Regions from separate parts of the Homo sapiens genome. Here all the other regions are linked to region 3. Evidence: read pairs that join two places in POLR2A ChIA-PET (ENCODE). Cell type or tissue: OCI-LY7. All regions are shown on one strand.

The links. ChIA-PET counts read pairs that join two places held together with the same protein. Peaks named below come from ENCODE experiments on the same cell type or tissue, not always from the same donor. Only the 100,000 strongest peaks of a DNase experiment are listed, where the experiment ranks them.
Region 1: POLR2A ChIA-PET joins it to region 3 with 10 read pairs; 12 of 35 experiments call an interaction of 5 or more read pairs at or near these places.
Region 2: POLR2A ChIA-PET joins it to region 3 with 20 read pairs; 6 of 35 experiments call an interaction of 5 or more read pairs at or near these places.

What each region holds. Positions count from the first base shown.
Region 1 is chr9:112,125,980-112,128,479 of GRCh38, reverse strand. The region is part of intron 5 of SUSD1 (sushi domain containing 1); the gene reads left to right. Among named protein-coding and RNA genes, the nearest start is that of SUSD1, 48 kb to the left of the region's middle. In OCI-LY7, no CTCF peak of the experiment used is centred here; no DNase peak of the experiment used is centred here.
Region 2 is chr9:112,448,046-112,450,545 of GRCh38, reverse strand. The region is part of intron 8 of HSDL2 (hydroxysteroid dehydrogenase like 2); the gene reads right to left. Among named protein-coding and RNA genes, the nearest start is that of KIAA1958, 38 kb to the left of the region's middle. In OCI-LY7, no CTCF peak of the experiment used is centred here; no DNase peak of the experiment used is centred here.
Region 3 is chr9:112,383,471-112,385,970 of GRCh38, reverse strand. All of the region lies in intron 1 of HSDL2 (hydroxysteroid dehydrogenase like 2), which reads right to left. Among named protein-coding and RNA genes, the nearest start is that of HSDL2, 4.6 kb to the right of the region's middle. In OCI-LY7, no CTCF peak of the experiment used is centred here; a DNase peak (open chromatin) is centred at 1,080.

The sequences.
Region 1 (2,500 bases), 260 kb after region 3:
GGAGGTTGCAGTGAACCGAGATTGCACCACTGTACTCCGGCCTGGGTGACAGAGTGAGACTTCATCTCAAAAAAAAAAAGATTGTAGGCCGGGCATGGTGGCTCACGCCTATAATCCTAGCACTTTGGGAGGCTGAGACAGGCAGATCATTTGAGCTCAGGAGTTCAAGATCAGCCTGGGCAACATGGCAAAACCCCATCTCTACTAAAACTACAAAAAATTAGCTGGGTGTGGTGGTGCATGCCTGTAGTCCCAGCTACTTGGGAGGCTGAGGCATGAGAATCACTTGAACCTGGGAGGCAGAGGTTGCAATGAGCTGAGATCGTGCCACTGCACTCCAGCCTGGGCAACAGAGTGAGACTGTCTCAAAACAAACAAAAACAAAAATAAACAAAAAACAAACAAAAAAAGTTTTTTTGAAGTTGAGGCCGGTAAGATTGCTTGAGTCCGAGAGTAAGAGACCAGCCTGGGCAATACAGAGAGACCCCGTCTCTACAAAAAACTGAAAAATTAGCTGGGCATGGTGGTACATGCCTGTGGTCCCAGCTCCTCGGGAGGCAGAGGTGGAAGGATTTCTTGAGCCCAGGAGGTCAAGGCTGCAGTGAGTTGTGGTGGCACCACTGCACTCCAGCCTGGGCAATAGAGTGAGATCACAACAACAGCGACAACAACAATGGAAGTTTTCCCCATCCTATCACTTAATAATAATTGTTATTATTATTTCTATATAACATTTGCCACAATCACAGTTATGTGTTGACTTATTATTATTGTTATTTTTTGCCTATTGGCTCTCCCTAAGCTCCATGAGGGCAGAAATCTTACCCACTTTGTTCACTGCTATAATGACTAGCATGTAATAGGCACTCAATAGACAGGAATAAATAAACGAATGAACATAGATCTTAAAAGTTCAGAGGAAGACAGGATCCCTTTGTTAGTAATGGAGCAGATCAGGCACGGGGAAGGACTTTGCTCAGTGTGAGGGTGAAAGAGTGCACCTGCAGAAGAAGGTGTGAGTGCAAAAGCAGAGGAGAGTAAGCTGAGATGGGAGGCACGGGGACTATAGAATTTCAGAGTTGGAACAGCATTTTTCTTTTTCTTTTTGAGATGGAGTCTCACTCTGTTGGCCAGGCTGGAGTGCAGTAGCACAATCTCAGCTCACTGCAACCTCTGCCTCATGGGTTCAAGTGATTCTTGTGCCCCAGTCTCCTGAGTAGTAGGATTACAGGCGCATGTGCCACCACGCCCGGGTAATTTTTGTATTTTTAGTAGAGATGGGGTTTTGCCATGTTGGCCAGGCTGGTCTCAAACTCCTGGTCTCAAGTGATCTGCCTGCCTCGGCCTCCCAAAGTGCTGGGATTACAGGTGTGAGCCTCTGTGCCCGGCCAACTTTCGAGAAGCTGTGGGTGTAGGGAAAAGAATATGACTGACATGCCTTAAACTCCTGGCCATCCCACAATTGCCTGTGTAACTTTGGATGTATCATTCTATCATTTTGAGCAGTCTTTGCCTGTACAGTGGGGAAAATACCCCTTAACATGGATGGGTATTTTGACTATTAATGCTTTATACTTAGGATCCTGTTGGAATGCATATGATGACAAATGGTAGCCATTTGTACCAGGATTTCATTCAGATTGTCAGCTGAGGGTGTGCGCCAAAATGAAATTTGGAGCTTTGTAGAAATTTGAATACCAAGAGCCCAATTCAGTACTACTGAATCAGAAGAGTTATCTCTGGGTGGGTGTGGGACTCCAGCACGTGCGTTTTTCTAAAGCTTCCCAGGGGATTCAGACGTATAGCTGTTAGAACCATGCGTTTAATCCAAGCCGTGCTGAAATCCTCTCTAAATGTCTCTTGCTGAGGGATTGTTCAACTTGAATAGCTCTGTTAACGGGGAACTCACAGAGCCACAGGTCCAAGCTGCTTCCTAAAGGGGCATCCACCTGAGCCTTTGAGCCTTAATCCCTAGAGAACAAGTTACTGATTTCTTATCAATTGGGTGATATTTGGTATTAATTTTTTTTTAAAATCTTGCAGTCCCAACCAAAGTCATCATGCCTTCCATTATTCTTGGTCACGTCCAAGATGGAAGCCAATCTAGTTATCTTTTGTACTTTTATCCCTTTTGTACTTGTGCTTCTCTCCTAATCCAATGACTTGTCACTGGGTTCCCTCCCAGACTTCTCCACTGAGCACTTTAACCTTCCACCTTCAGTGTACATGAATCTATACCTCCAACCTCTTTAGTGATGTCCCCTCTACTTCCTGCTGTAACTGAACTCTGTCTTAAATTAGAAGATGTTTCAGATGTCAACAATGTGACTAGGCAGTCTTATGAAACATTAACCATCTCTTTGGTTGGTTGCTTGTGTACACACAAATATATTCATTCTTGGAATGCCTTGGGCCATTAAATACGTCTAAAGGTTTGATGCTGGGAAAACATGATGAGGGCCAAGGGGTCTTGTGTCTGGTGAATATGCATGAAAAGGGA
Region 2 (2,500 bases), 65 kb before region 3:
GCGATTCTTGTGCCTCAGCCTCCCGAATAGCTGGGATTACAGGCACATACCACTGCACCCGACTAATTTTGTATTTTTAGTAGAGACAGGGTTTCACCATGCTGGCCAGGCTGGTCTTGAACTCCCGACCTCAGGTGATCTGCTCGCCTCAGCCTCCCAAAATGCTGGGATTACAGGCATGAGCCACGGCACCTGGCCTGTTCTATGCTTTTTTTATACTTCTGTATTAAACTTGTCTTTTTAAATTTTTAATGTTTTAATTTTTTTCTATTGGTAGAGATGGGGGGGGGGTCTCGCTATGTTGCCCAGGCCGGTCTTGAACTCATGTCCTCAAGTGATCATCCCACCTCTGTCTCCCATAGTGTTATGATTACAGGTGTGAGCCCCTATACCCTGCCCGTACTAAGCTTTTCTATACAGACTAATTTAAAATGCTATCAAAATTGAGTAAAGTATATAACAAAATCGATTGGATGTAGCCAAAGCTATGTTAAGGGGATAAATGCACAAACTTTATTTCATTATTTTAAAAGAAATAACAATAAAGTATTAGCCCAACAAGTAAGAACAGGAACAAAAGCAACCTCAAAGAAAGCAGAAAGGAGAAAACAATAAACCAAAAGTAAAAAAAGTAAGGAATCAGATGGTTGCACAATTCTGGGAAGATGCTAAAAATCACTAGACACTTCCAAATGGTGAATTTTTTTTTTTTTGAAACTGAGTTCCACTCTGTCACCCCGTCTGGAGTGCAGTGACATGATTTTGGCTCACTGCAACCTCCACCTCCTGGGCAGCTGGGATTACAGATGTGCACCACCACACCCGACTAATTTTTTGTATTTTTAGTAGAGACAGAATTTCGCCATGTTGCCCAGGCTGGTCTTGAACACCGGAGCTCAGACAATCCGCCTGCCTCAGCCTCCCAAAGTGCTAGAATTACAGGCATGAGCCACCGCACCCGGCCTAAAATGATGAATTTTTTGGTATATATAAGTTATATCTCGAGTTGTTATTAAAAAGATAATCAGAAAAGAGAAAAGCTGTAGAATTAAAAATGAAATAAAATTTAAAGTCTGGTGCTTTTGAGAAAAAATAAGATAACACAAAATCAGCAACTAATCAAGAAAAAAGAAAAATAATTTTTAAAACAGAGGAAAGAGGCTGGGCGTGGTGGCTCATGCTGGTAATCCTAGCACTTTGGGAAGCCAAGGTGGGTGGATCACCTGAGGTCAGGAGTTTGAGACCAGCCTGACCAACATGGTGAAACCCCGTCTCTACTAAAAATACAAAAATTAGCTGGGCATGGTGGCGTGCACCTGTAATCCTAGCTACTCAGGAGGCTGAGGCATGAGAATTGCTTGAACCTGGGAGGCAGGGGTTGCAGTGAGCCGAGATCGTGCCACTGCGCTCCAGCCTGGGAGACAGAGTGAGACTTTGTCTTAAAAGAAAAAAAAAAAAAAAAAAACAGAGGAAAGAGATAAAACAGTTTGAAAACTTTAAAAAATTGTGTAAGTGAAATACTACATGTCAACTCAAACAGGTTTTGAAACTTCAAATGGATAATTTGGGTTTTTATTTTTTAAAAAGCCTATAATTGAATAAAATAAAAGTTTTGAAAGAAATAACTTCAGAAAAGACCCAAATGACTTAGTAGGTATTTCAAACCTTCAAAGAAAAGAACACAGAGAGAGGCTGGGTGTGGTGGCTCATGCCTGTAATCCCAGCACTTTTGGGAGGCCAAGGCGGGTGGATCATGAAGTCAGGAGATCGAGACCATCCTGGCTAACGCAGTGAAACCCTGTCTCTACTAAAAATAAAAAAATAAAAAAAAAAATTAGCTGGGTGGCAAGCCTGTAATCCTAGCTACTCAGGAGGCTGAGGCAGGAGAATCGCTTGAACCCAGGTGGCGGACGTTGCAGTGAGCCAAGAAGAAAATGCCGCTGCACTCCAGCCTGGGCAACGGAGCAAGACTCCGTCTCAATAAAAAAATAAAAAGAGAGAGAAAGAAGGAAAGAAAGAAAGGAGGAAAGAAAGAAAGAGGTGAAAGAAAGAATAGAAAAAGTACCCATTTACCATATTTAAAATGTAACAAGTTTATTACACTAAAAATAGATACCAATCTAACTTCTCTGATTAAAAAAATGTCCATCTTATACAAATGTTAACACCTTACTTATGGTAAAATCTGAAGATTTTCTCATTAAAATTAAGAATAAAATAAGGATAATTAAAATAAAATAGTTTTAATGAACCTCCTGGAAGTTCAAGTCAGTGTATTAAAATATATGCCAGAAATCATCCTTGAAAGACATTATTATATGCAGACAAGAAGTTTTACCATGTAGAAAATTTAAGATAATAATAACTACAGCAACCAATAGTTACAGGGAGCTTCCTGCATCAAATGTACAATATGATGTACCATCACTCTTATTCCTCACAATAATTACACAAGGAAAGTAAGAGGTGACAAAACTGTTTCAGAGAGCTGAAGTGATAT
Region 3 (2,500 bases):
AGACCATGTTACTATTTAAAAAAAAAAAATTAAATTAAAAAAATTGGCCGGGCATGGTGCCTAACACCTGTAATCCCAGCTCTTTGGGAGGCCGAGGTGGGCAGATCACCTGAAGTCAGCTCAAGACCAGCCTGGCCAACATGGTGAAACCCCGTCTCTACTAAAAAATACAAAAATTGGCCAGGCACAGTGGCTTACGCCTGTAATCCGAGCACTTTGGGAGGCTGAGGTGGGCGGATCACAAGGTCAGGAGTTTGAGACCAGCCTGACCAACATGGTGAAACTCCATCTCTACTAAAAATACAAAAAAAAAAAAATCGGCCAGGCGTGGTGGCAGGTGCCTGTAATCTCAGCTACTCGGGAGGCTGAAGCAGAATTGCTTGAACCCTGGAAGTGGAGGCTGCAGTGAGCTGAGATCGCGCCACTGCACTCCAGCCTGGGCGACAGTGCAAGATTCTGTCAAAAAAAAAAAAAATTAGCCAGGTGTGGTGGTGCATGCCTGTAATTCCAGCTACTCTGGACGCTGAGGCAGGAGAATCGCTTGAACCCAAGAGGCAGAGGTTGCAGTGAGCCTAGATCGCGCCACTGCACTCCATCCTGGGCGACAGAGCAAGACTCCATCTCAAAAAAATAAATAAATAAATAAAACTTAAAAACTTTTAAAAAAGAAGTCTGATCTCTTACCTATAGGTGACCAGCTTCATTAATTTCTGGCCTATCATTTTTGTACTTTTTTCAAACATAAGCAAACATATATATATATAAAACACTCTATGTATGTGAAAAACTATCCCTTCCTTTTTTCATACAAAAGGTAGTATACATAAAATATTAAAGTGGTTCTGTTGTTGTTGTTGTTGTGTTTTTCTTTTGACAGTCTTGCACAAGTTTTTCACTACTGCAAGCAAGGCTGTAGACAGGTCGTGGTGACCTAGCCTGCAGAAATGAACTCCAGACACCCCTGAGCAAGGTTAAAAGACGAAAAACAATTTCCTTTACTGTCTCTCTTGTACTATTAGTTATGACTATGTTTGCCAATGCTTGTATTTAGTAAGATTTGCAAAGTTCCTGTTTTTCTTTCGATGCAGCTGCTAGGCCACTAGCTATGCAAGGCCACAGGTTAGTGCCAGGTCAGCAGTTATGCTATGGATTACGTGATTTGTCACTGTAAAATTTACTGCCTTTGTTTTGATCTTGTATGCTGGCCTATATAAGCTAAACTCTGTTTTTGTTCAAGGCTCAGCTTTTTGGATGTGAATCCACTGAGCCGGTGAGTACCTTAAATAAACATCCTCCTGTCTTCCCAATATCGGTCTCTCTGGTCCTCAGTTTACCACAACAGCCTCAACAGCTCATGGCAGCGTCAACCTCCTGGGCTCAAGTGATTCACCTCAGCTTCCCAAGTAGCTGGGACCACAGGCTAAAGTGATTTTTAATGTAAGTATTTACAAGAAAATGTCCCAACTATTGCTGTAAAAAAAAGCCATATCTCTTTGCTTTGAGTATAGCTTGATTGATTCCCAGTAGGAGAAAGGGCATTTTCTTCCTCACTCAGAGTCTCTGGCATTGGCAGAAAAAAAAGCAAACATAACCCTGATCTGTGCCAGTAAGAAGTCCTCCAGCTCCAAAGCATTAGTACCAGAATATAGAAGGCAAGAGCACTTCAAAGAAGGCTCCAAATTTCTTAGTATTATTGATAGATGGCTAAAACTTGCTGATGAAGAGCTAACTTACAGTTTAATTTACTAAAATTCTCTGGTACCCCAAAATCAGGTAAAAGTACTGAAATTTTTAGTAAAAGGAAGAACAACTGTTTCCAAAAAACTATACAAATTATTCTAAACTTCATTTGGAAAAATAAATACCCAAGTATAACCAGGAAAATTCTGAAAAATAATCCAAATGTGGTGGGAACTAGCTTTCCCACATATTAAAACATTTTGTAAAACTAGAGCAATTAAAATAGTTTGGGCTGGGTAGAGTGGCTCACATCTGTAATCCTAGCACTTCGGGGGCTGAGGCAGGAGGATCACTTGAGCCCAGGAGTTTGAGACCAGCCTGGGCAACAAAGTGAGACTCCTCTACAAAAAAATTTTTTAAAAATAGCCAGGCATTATGGCGCATGTCTATAGTCCCACCTAATTGGGAAGATGAGCTGGGAGGACTGCTTAACCCCAGGAGATCAAGGCTGCAGTGAACTATGATGGTGCCAATGCACCCCAGCCTGGGTGACAGAGCGAGGCCCTGTCTCAATTAATTAATTAAGTAAACAGTCTGGTACTGGTACATGAATAGAGACTAAAGTAGCAGAGCAGAAAGTCCAGAAACAGAGCGCTATATGTGCAAGAATTTAATATACAACAGAGGTAGAATTTCGAGCAGAAGAGAAAAGATTAACTCTTAGGTCAATGCTGCTAGGACAAATGAGCAGCCATCTGAAGAAAAATCAAGTGGGCTTCCTAACTCACTTCCTGAAAGAAATCTCAGGGGGATAAAAAAA